Regions from separate parts of the Homo sapiens genome. Here region 2 is linked to region 1. A link is a contact called in ENCODE Hi-C or POLR2A ChIA-PET data. All regions are on one chromosome and are shown on one strand. The core of a region is the stretch at or near the end of the contact, and the rest is flanking DNA. Distances in the headings are between cores, read along the strand shown.

Evidence for each region. A loop is a pair of places that touch in the nucleus more often than their neighbours do. ChIA-PET counts read pairs that join two places held with the same protein, here RNA polymerase II (POLR2A). Pooled maps may share reads with other maps.
Region 2: a loop to region 1 is called in a map of right cardiac atrium, with 3 times the contacts of the local background. The contact joins two enhancer-like sites. A Hi-C loop is called at or near these places in 9 of 168 maps with a recorded cell type or tissue (Right ventricle myocardium inferior, dorsolateral prefrontal cortex, heart left ventricle and 6 more), 1 of 37 single-sample maps with no recorded cell type and 4 of 50 pooled maps. POLR2A ChIA-PET finds 5 or more read pairs at or near these places in 2 of 52 experiments (HEK293T and PC-3).

Annotation. Positions count from the first base shown.
Region 1 is chr1:64,277,998-64,283,871 of GRCh38, forward strand. No RefSeq gene overlaps it. Among named protein-coding and RNA genes, the nearest start is that of UBE2U, 77 kb to the left of the region's middle. Within about 2 kb of position 2,159, at least 2 of the 41 ENCODE cell types and tissues checked have a DNase peak (open chromatin) inside an H3K27ac peak, as active enhancers do.
Region 2 is chr1:64,660,389-64,665,891 of GRCh38, forward strand. It overlaps CACHD1 (cache domain containing 1), which reads left to right. Exons shown (of 27, transcript NM_020925.4): 14 at 3,307-3,449; 15 at 4,110-4,291. Among named protein-coding and RNA genes, the nearest start is that of RAVER2, 82 kb to the right of the region's middle. RefSeq lists a silencer at 3,370-3,545. Within about 2 kb of position 4,040, at least 3 of the 41 ENCODE cell types and tissues checked have a DNase peak (open chromatin) inside an H3K27ac peak, as active enhancers do.

The sequences.
Region 1 (5,874 bases), core at 909-3,408:
AAGGTAATTTATAGATTCAATGCCATCCCCATCAAGCTACCAATGACTTTCTTCACAGAATTGGAAAAAACTACTTTAAAGTTCATATGGAATCAAAAAAGAGCCCACATCGCCAAGTCAATCCTAAGCCAAAAGAACAAAGCTGGAGGCATCACGCTACCTGACTTCAAACTATACTACAAGGCTACAGTAACCAAAACAGCATGATACTGGTACCAAAACAGAGATATAGATGAATGGAACAGAACAGAGCCCTCAGAAATAACGCCGCATATCTACAACTATCTGATCTTTGACAAACCTGAGAAAAACAAGCAATGGGGAAAGGATTCCCTATTTAATAAATGGTGCTGGGAAAACTGGCTAGCCATATGTAGAAAGCTGAAACTGGATCCCTTCCTTACACCTTATACAAAAATTAATTCAAGATGGATTAAAGACTTAAACATTAGACCTAAAACCATAAAAACCCTAGAAGAAAACCTAGGCATTACCATTCAGGACATAGGCATGGGCAAGGACTTCATGTCTAAAACACCAAAAGCAACGGCAATGAAAGCCAAAATTGACAAATGGGATCTAATTAAACTAAAGAGCTTCTGCACAGCAAAAGAAACTACCATCAGAGTGAACAGGCAACCTACAAAATGGGAGAAAATTTTCGCAACCTACTCATCTGACAAAGGGCTAATATCCAGAATCTACAAAGAACTCAAACAAATTTACAAGAAAAAAACAAACAACCCCATCAATAAGTGGGCAAAGGATATGAACAGACACTTCTCAAAAGAAGACATTTATGCAGCCAAAAGACACATGAAAAAATGCTCATCATCACTGGCCATCAGAGAAATGCAAATCAAAACCACAATGAGATACCATCTCACACCAGTTAGAATGGCAATCATTAAAAAGTCAGGAAACAACAGGTGCTGGAGAGGATGTGGAGAAATAGGAAGGCTTTTACACTGTTGGTGGGACTGTAAACTAGTTCAACCATTGTGGAAGTCAGTGTGGCGATTCCTCAGGGATCTAGAACTAGAAATACCATTTGACCCAGCCATCCCATTACTGGGTATATACCCAAAGAACTATAAATCATGCTGCTATAAAGACACATGCACACGTATGTTTATTGCGGCACTATTCACAATAGCAAAGACTTGGAACCAACCCAAATGTCCAACAATGATAGACTGGATTAAGAAAATGTGGCACATATACACCATGGAATACTATGCAGCCATAAAAAATGATGAGTTCATGTCCTTTGTAGGGACATGGATGAAATTGGAAATCATAATTCTCAATAAGCTATCGCAAGGACAAAAAACCAAACACCGCATGTTCTCACTCATAGATGGGAATTGAACAATGAGAACACATGGACACAGGAAGGGGAACATCACACTCTGGGGACTGTTGTGGGGTGGGGGGAGGGGGGAGGGATAGCATTAGGAGATATACCTAATGCTAAATGACGAGTTAATGGGTGCAGCACACCAGCATGGCACATGTATACATATGTAACTAACCTGCACATTGTGCACATGTACCCTAAAACTTAAAGTATAATAATAATTAAAAAAAAAAGAAAAAAAGAACATTTAAACATTTATAAACATTTTGATAAATTTAAAAAATAATAATAATAATAATAGATCATTACTATGCAATGTGAATTGTGAAAGGATAGGCCTGTCCTAGATAACTAGAAGCAACTTGCCCCCAAATGTTATGCCAAGACAGGTTCTTTGTCTATTTGGTAAAAAGTAAGACACTTCTAATTTTTAATGTGTATAGATCTTTTTTTAAAAAATTGATCATAATAACCATATTTGGAGATCTGCCTTCATTTCTCCTGGCTCTAGAATTTATGTTCCATACAGACTGGAATTCTGTTTTCCTCAGTGCTGTAGCCCTTGCACCTTCACCAGTGTCTGACATGTACTAGCTACTCAATAATTATTTAAATGTGGCCTTCAAGTCCCTTTGTAATGCATCTACATGGACAGCAGAGAAGAGAAGGCAGTGACAACGGTGCTTTCGTGGTGGAGGCAGAATCATTCTATGTGTTCTCATTGGTGTATACAAGTATTTTTGTTCTTTTTTGTTGCTTAATCTTTTTTTCTGGTGTTATGATTTAATAAGAGGAAGTGTAGCAGAGTAAATATTGCTCATCTGATGCAGTGATCACCATTCCCAGCTACGGTTGGCTGGAACTGAGGTAGGATAAGGGATTGGCCTCATACATTTTTGGTGTTTGAATCAATGTGTTTGTAAATTGGAGAATATGGCAGTCATAGCAGAGAACAAACAGAAGAGCGGATACTCCATTTTTATTCTTCAGGAACTTCAAGTCTAGGTTTTACTTTCTCACTCCTGACCAACAGCAGTGACTTTGAAGGGGACAAGGGACCATCGGCTCATTCTTTTGTTTATTCACTCATTTATGTACATATTCAATAAATATTTATTGAGTTGGAATAAAGTGAAGTGGTGTGATGGGTGAAGTTCAAGCTGGGTTGGGAGTCATGGGGGCAGGAGGACACTTAATCCAGATTTAAGAGCTCAGGAAAAGCTCCCTGCATGAAGCAGCATTTAATCTGAGCTCTGAATAATAAATGGAGTTAACTGGGCAATAAAGGGAATTGGGGAAGAGTGCATGGGCCAAGGGAACAGCTTGCCTTGCAACCTACCAGACACAGGTGAGGGGACACAACACCTGAGAAGACCTGAAAATAGTTGGCTATAACTGCATTGCAGAATTGATGGGCAAGAGATAAGAGAAATGAGGTAAGAGAAAGAGGCAGGGGCCAGACCATGCTTGAGACAGGAACCACATGAGAAGTGATGGAGACCTGCCAAGGGCAGAGCAGAGAGAAGACAAAAAGCGGATGGATTCCAGGTTGCGTAGAAGACTTGGTGATGAATTGGACTCCAGGAGAGAGGAGTCAGGGATTCTGGTTGACATGAGGGATGATGGACCCATTTACTAAAATAAAGGATTAAGACATTTTGAATGGGAAAAGATATTGCTAATAAGTTGAGATCCCCACAGACAGGCTGACTGACTATTTTTTCCTGCCAGGGCCAAACTTAATATCCATTTTAATCTGAATCCAAATGGAAAAAGCTGGGTTCTGGATTCAGCCAGATTCAGTTCAGACCCGTGCGCCAAGCTATGTGATGTGATCCTAGACAAATTACAGAGGCTTTCTGAGCCTTACCTCCCTCATTGTAAAATGGAGAAAAGAATAATATTTCACAGCGTCATTATTGGAGTTAAATAATAAAATGCATATAAAGTGCTTCACACAGTATCAGGTTCAATAAATGTTAGCTAGAATTATTGTGTGTGAAGATGGTGGAAAGAGGAGGCAAGAGAATTAGGCACAAAGGCTGCTCAGAAAACTTAAGAGGAGTGGAGCTAGGCGGGAAGCTTGGGAAGTGGGGAAGAGACCAGGCCTGGGGAAATGTAGTGGGCTCTGACCCCTAGACTTTTGCCAAGGCACTTCATCCCAGTGAAAGTCTGATCGCAAGATGTGCTTGCTCCCCACCCTGGAACAATCTGAGCTGCGTCTCCTCCCCAATCCCTTATTACTCCTGCAGTATCTGTCTTTTATCTGTTTCCCAAATCCCCAGCACTGCATTAGATGGTAATGCTCTGAAAAGTACACATTAAAAACTTCCTTCTTTCAACAAGAAAGAGTTTGGGTTCTACAGCACTGCATTCAAGTGCACAGCTCTGGAGCCACACTGCCTGGACTCCCCTCTGAACACCACCAAACACTGGCCGTTGGGTGGGCAACAACTCTCTGTGTCCTGGTTCCTAATCTGATAAGAGTAGTAACCACTAAGAAGTTTTATGTGAGGATTAAATGAATTAATAGTTCTAAAGCACCTAGAGCAATTGCTGGTCCAAATTCAAGTAAGCCCTGAGTAAGTGTCAGCTGTTATCACAGTGTCAGAAGAAACCCAGGAGAGCCAGGCCAGTGCCTCTTTAGGCCTTGTGCCCTGAACCAAAGCAGCGTCCAAACCAGTGGTTAATGAGAGGCAGCCAGTTGCCTGGGATAGCCCATCCTGTGGTGGAAGGAGATAACAATGGCAATACTTATCAGTTCTCAGTTGTTATTTCATTTAAGTTCACAATTCATGGGGTAGGTATTATTCCCCATGTAGAGATGAGGTAACTGAGGCTCAAAGAAGTTAAGGATCTTTGTTGACGTTAGAACCCAAGACCCTGTAAGGGTATTAACATTTTATTCTGCTGGGAAAAATCAGAGATTTTGAAATATAATTTGGGAGCCCATGAATGGCCAGAATCCAAATGGCACACCCCAGAACACCTAAAAATGTCAGGGATTGGGAAACCACAATTCTGGTGTTCTTGATGGAGATTCTTTTGTTTGTATGACAGTTGCTTCTCTAGGACCCTGCAGTGCTTCCCGCCTCCCGCCTGGCTTGAGTAGGGGCTGCACGATCACATCTGCTCATCTCCTTCTCTTCCAGCCCTGCTGACCTGGCAGGCTGCCAGCCTAACAGCCAGGGCATTTGGGGAGGCCTGATTTTAATAAATTTCTATTTCCTGTAGAAAACCGGTTTTTTCAGTGGCTTTGTAACCCAACCATTTTTGATCACATCAGGACTAAACCTGGCAGCCAGCTTGGCAGCTTGTGCACAAATTGCATACAAAGGCAGATTGTTTAGCCTTTATTGTAATTCAAAGCAACTTAAGGAAAAGGGAGGGACAAAAAGAAAAGAAAAAAGTGAAAGAAAAAAATAAATCCAATTATATTATATAATTACATAACACAGTGAACTTCTAATTCTCTTTAAGGAAAATACAGAATCAATTAACCTTTCTGTCTGTTTCCTTTTTCTCTCTGTCTCAAAGTTTCTCACACATGCACACACACACACACACAATAGTAGAGCAGACAAATAATGAATTCCAACTTGAAATCTTTTTTCCCTGTCTTTTTTTTTTTCTTTACCAACAACATCTCACATTCAAGGAGAGTTGGAGAAGTAAAAATCAGGAAAATCCTGAGGGAAAAGAGCATGTTTAAAAGATTTTAGAGACAAGGAAAAGAAATAAGAGTGGGTCTGAGACAGTGAATGAGAGGATGAAAAAAACTAAATGAGCAGCAATAAGAATGGGCATCTTAAAATCATCAGATTAAGAGAGTTTGTGGAGTTAGAAATTATATAAATCAAATGACTAGAAAGTGTTAGATTTCTAATTCTCAGAAAGTGTTACATGGCAAGCTAAGTTTTGGGTCTTCCTTTTTCAACTTGACCAAATATCTCTGCCCTTTTCTGTGTCCTTCTTGGGTCATGAATGCTTGTATCTCAGAGTAGTGCCTATTAGAGTCTCTGCCTATGTGCCAGACAGGCCATCTGACTAGAGCCATGTTTTACACTTAGGCCTTCTTCTCAGCTGCCTGGATAAACTAGTGTGTTCATGAGGATGTTAATATGCTCCCATGTCATGTTCGCATTGTTCTGGAGAGATGTACAGGCATCGTATTAGAAATTCTAGACACCTGGGCAGGTCTGTTGGGGAGATGTTTTCTGCATGAGCACTCCGTGTGTTTGATCATATCATAGGGTGATCCATGATTCATTTATAGCAGAACAAACCTTGTTGGGTATATATCATTAAGAAGGGCAATGGCCAGGTGCAGTAGCTCATGCCTGTAATCCCAGCACTTTAGGAGGCCAAGGCAGGAAGATCACTTATGCCCAGGAGTTCAAGGCCAGCCTGGGCAACATAGCAAGACTCCATCTCTACTTTTATTAAAACAAATAAATTATATTTTTAAAAAAGAAGGACAAGCGCAGAGGCTTATTGGCATTGAGGGTCAATGA
Region 2 (5,503 bases), core at 2,790-5,289, 380 kb after region 1:
GGTGTATGGTAAGTGTGAAGTTCATACTTAATTTTTATATTGATAACATGTTAAAATTATAATGCTATTGTGGATATACTGGATTCCATAAGCATATTATAAAAATTACTTTAATACTACTTTTTGCTTTGCTTTTTTTTTTTTATTTATTTTTACTTTGACAGGGAGTTTTGCTCTTGTCACCCAGAATGGAGTACAGTGGCACGATCTTGGCTCACTGCCACCTCCGTCTCCTGGGTTCAGGTGATTCTTCTGCCTCAGCTGCCTGATTAGCTGGGATTACAGTTGCGCACCACCACGCCCGGCTAATTTTTGTATTTTTAGTAAAGATGGAGTTTCACCATGTTGGCCAGGCTGGTCTTGACTCCTGACCTCAGGTGATCCTCCCGCCTTGGCCTCCCAAAGTGCTGGGATTACAGGCGCCACTGTGCCCAGCCACTTTTTGCTTTTCTTAATGTGGCTACTGGAAAATTTTAAATTACATCTGTGGATCGCATTGCATTTCAGTTGGACAGCAAGCACTGCCTCATAGAGATTATTCAGATAATGTATGAACTTAATTATTTCATATATGATTAACAAGCAGACCATAGGCCAGTGTCTGACTTTCACTGGGAGGTCTTGGCACCCTTCCTCACCTTGATGGTAAGGCCCCAGGACAAGGTGGAGAGGTAATCAAGGGCATCTTAGTTAGGATCAGTTGGCAATGAAAATGAACCAAGGTAATTAAAATACAATAAAAAGGGAATAGGAAATATGGGAAGCAATGGCAAAGAAGTGGTTTCCATTTGATTTCAGTGATGTGGGGGTTTAGAGGCCAGGTCTTAAATATATGTCACCTGTGTTCAAGTGAGCTGATAGAAGGACATCATCTTTCTTGGTACACAAAGAGACAAAGAAAAAATTTTTAAGAGTGCATCATCTAAGGCAATTAAATATGTATATGTGTGTATAAATAAGCATGTCTACCTCCTAGACACAAAGCTTTGGGTCCTGTATCTTGATTCCTTCTGTCTCTTTGTGCTCACCCCATCTTACTGCACTAGCCTTTTCTAAAACGCCAGTCTCTGTCACTACAAAAGAGACCCCAAGCCACCTCTTCTTCTCTTTACTCCAGCCCCGTGGTGACTCTTCTGTCTCTGAAGTGGGTGCCTTTGACACTTCTTATATTATTGTGTTATTCTTACACTGTTATTTTTCTCTATTTTCCTTATTCCTTGTCACTCCAATCAGATCCTAACTTCTTTGAGTTCAGGAACTACCCTCTCTCTTTTTGGCAGGTCCTTGCATGGAGGGCCTGCAAAAGAATATATACATGAATCCACAGCATGCTGCTAGGCACCCTAACCTTTTCCAGCCTCTGGTTGTCTTTGCTTTGGTTAATTAATATAATAATAATCTCCCAGGGTAGCCAATGAAGATATCATCAGAATTAAATGAAACATAACATTATTTAATGTTTTCTGGGAATGGCAGACTAGGTAATTCTAACCCAACCTACTGAGGACAACTATTTAATAAAATTCCTGGATTGAAACGTAATCCTGGATTAAAATCTTGGAAAGCATCAGAGCTAACATGAGAGAGAGGAATTACTGGGCAAAAATCTCAGAGAAAATAAGAACCCAGAGAAGAGAGCCAACACTCAAAGCCACTTTTGCAATGCACATGTCTACCAATCCAGAAGAAACAGCTGTGAAATTAAACAGTGCTTTAAGTAGCTACTTCAGGCAAGGAAGAGAAGCAAAAATCAAATCCAGGGTCCACAAAAGGTGAAGACTCTAATAAATTTTTTACTCCCAGCCCCACATACATACATGCTTTTGGCAGAGATTCTAAAAGACTACATCTTTAGGGGAAGGCCTGAAGTTAAATCAGGCCTTGACTTGGGGTTCCTATCATCTGAGTGGTTTGGGGAACTTCAAGCATTAGCCTTTGAAATAGGATTAGTTGAAGTCATGCAGTGCTTAGGTCAGTATCCTGGCTCCTAATTGGGAACTGTTTCCAACACCCCACCTGCTACATCTTGCAGTGTGGCACCGGACAGGATGAAACAACAATCCTCTCTGGAGAAGGATCCCCCATCTTCTTAGGCCTCAAGCTATTTCTACAGATTACTTTTTAAGTGCAATGTCCAGCACAATCAGAGATCACCAGGCTACCAGGAGACAAGACATGACGTGTGAGAACTAACAAAAGGAGTAGAAGATGCCCTATGTGATTAAATGAGATAGGACACATGATCATGCTTTCTAAAGCTTTTAAAAATACTATAAGGTTGAATGGTAGAAAATCTCAAAGACGAAGATTTAGTGTTTTTGTTCTGCACTGTGATTCACTGTGAGAATTTTTATCTTAAATAGAGAACTAGGATTTTCCTGTTAGATCAGACCAATAATGAAACATGTATACATTAATTACTATATTTCTAGAAGCTTTTGTTTGTGTCAAGTTTTGCTGCCACCATCTGAGTGAATAATTTTTATTTGATTTTTGCATTGATTTCACTGTTCCATCTTTCTTTCTTAAATAGTACTACTAATATGAATAATAGTTAATACTCATTTGCTTTACAAATATTAACTCATTGAATTCTCACCGTATTTCTGTAAGATTGCTGCTATGCAAATGAGAGAAACACTACATGTATTATAACCTGCCCAACATCACACAGCCAGAAAATGGCTTTAATCCAGACTGGTTTCATGTGTGTCATAAGCTGTCCCCTCATTCCTCATAAGATATTATATGTAGATCTCAGATAGTTTGAAGAATTTCTACTCCCAGCACTTGTGTTTATTGGCGCATGTCTTTACTGGTTCATTCTTAGGACTGTAAGCTCCCTGAAGGGAGAGAATGTGGCCCTTTAGATATTAAGCCGCCGCCGGGCGCAGTGGCTCATGCCTGTAATCCCAGCACTTTGGGAGGACGAGACAGGTGGATCACGAGGTCAGGAGATCGAGACCATCCTGGCTAACACGGTGAAACCCTGTCCCTACTAAAAATACAAAAATAAGCCGGGCGTGGTGGCGGTTGCCTGTAGTCCCAGCTACTGGGGAGGCTGAGGCAGGAGAATGGCAGGAACCCAGGAGGCGGAGTTTGCAGTGATCCGAAGCCGCGCCACTTCACACCAGCCTGGGCCACAGAGCGAGACTCCATCTGAAAAAAAAAAAAAAAGAAAAAAAGGAAAAAAAAAGACATTAAGCCACCATAGCTGACAGATTGGCAGAGCCCGAGTGATGCCTTTGTTTGGGATGAGATAGAGTCTCCGCATTCTCAGGCCTGCTTTGTTTGCTTCTCTTTCAGAAAGTCCCACCATCATGCTGTCTGCTGGCAGCTTTTCCTCCCCCTATGAGCACCTCAGCCAGCCAGAGACAAAGCGCATGGTAGAGCACTACACCGCCTATCTCAGCGACAACACCCGCCTCATTGCTAACCCGGGCCTCAAAGTAAGCATTGGCGCAGAGCTCCATTTCTGGTGTCCCCCTCCACAGGCCCAGCAGGGGGTGCTGGCAGTGAACCTTTGAAGTAGGAAACCCAGCTCTGCATCTGTGCCTCTCAGCTGGAGAGCTGCAGAGTGTGTGGCCCAGGGGAGGCTGGTCAGCAGTGACTCTTCTGATGGATGAAGAAGCCCCGTGGGCCACATGGAGAATCTGTTACAGGCCTTAGAAGCACTGGGGGTTTCCAGTGATGTTAGAGGGATGTGATTTAGAGACTAGTGAAACTTTCCCAGCCCTGTCTTACCCAGAGGAAGAAGTAAAGTGCCCCTGCTGTCTCTCGAGATAAATATAAGTATAAAGTTTAAGGAACAAAGCTTTAGGGTTAGTGTGTATATATGTGTATATTAATGACTCGCTATAGGATTTTTCTTCTTAAACTCAGAAAGCCTAGGTAGGGTGAACAATTGAGTGATCACGCATCTGCTGACTGTATTTCTGCAAGCTTTTATTTTCACCAAGTTTGGTTGCATCCATCTGCTGTGGAAAGATTTTTAAAAAGTAATTCGGCTTGGCTTCTCTGCAACAGAGCTTTGGGAACACTGCCAGCAGCCCACTCTCTTTTCATGTGAGTTTTAAAGGATCCCTGCTATGTCTTCCTTTGTTTCCCAGTTCTCTGTCAGAAATGAAGTAATGGCTACCAGCCACGTCACAGATGAATGGATGACACAAATGGAAATGAGTAGCCTGAACACTTACATTGTCCGCCGTTACATAGCAACACCCAATGGCGTCCTCAGAATTTATCCTGGTTCCCTCATGGACAAAGCATTTGATCCCACTAGGAGACAATGGTGAGTTTTAGGGGCTTCCGTTATCAAAGGTTCTCCCCCAAATCCTGGAGAGACATGGTAAGTACATACAATAAAGCAACTTCAGGGCATTAAACTAAAGAAGATACTTTCATGGTGGTGAAAAATGTTCCTGAATAGTTTTTTCAGTGCAGCATTAACAACAGCTTTGTGGGGTTTTTTCTATCTAAAATGTTTTTATCTCATTGAAATTTTGAGCCTGAAATTCTTTATGCTTGGCAATTTTAATTCCTAGTGGTTTGTTTGATTCCTACCTTATGCAAAATGTGTCCCTACTGGATAGACTTCATTTTACTACACATGATTATGGAATCAAGTTACAGCTTATGTATGACCTGTGAAAAATGAACACACAAATTCAAAAACATTCTTTTACTTCTAGGCTTTTTTTTTACTTTAATTTTCAAAAGCAAGAGCTAACAATGTGCTATAGCATAGCAGGGGAGTCAACTGGACATAAGAACAGAAAATCTACCTAGCCTCTAAAACATCTCTACCTGTAACCCTAGCACTTTGGGAGGCCAAGGCAGGTGGATTGCTCGAGCCTAGGAGTTCAAGACCAGCCTGGGTAACATAGTGAAACCCCATCTCTACAAAAAAAAAAATACAAAAATTAGTTGGGTGTGGTGGTACACACCTGTAGTCCCAGCTACTCAGGAGGCTGAGGTGGGAGAATTGCTTACGCCTAGGAGTTTGAGGCTTCAGTGAGCCAAGATCACACCACTGCACTCCAGCCTGGGCGATAGAATGAGACCCTGTCAAAAAACAAAACAAAAAAACAAAAAAAACAACTATACTACATATCTTAGTAAATGCCCAGATATATACTGAGTTCAATGTCTCTTTTTAAAGTAAGAAGGAATTTCAGATTCTCTTTACTACTTGTGTTGATGCTACAGTCAGATACAAAAGATGAGAATCCTTTTGCATTTCAGTGTAACACAAACAAAATTCATCCTAAATATTTTTAGACTTATAAGCTCACTTTTCTTTGAAATTTACAGAGTAGAGGTGCATACTTAAAAATAACATGACTTGGCCGGGTGCGGTGACTCACACTTGTAATCTCAGCACTTTGGGAGGCTGAGGTGGGCGGATCACGAGGTCAGGAGATCGAGACCACGGTGAAACCCCGTCTCTACTAAAAATACAAAAAATTAGCTAGGCATGATGGCGGGTGCCTGTAGTCCCAGC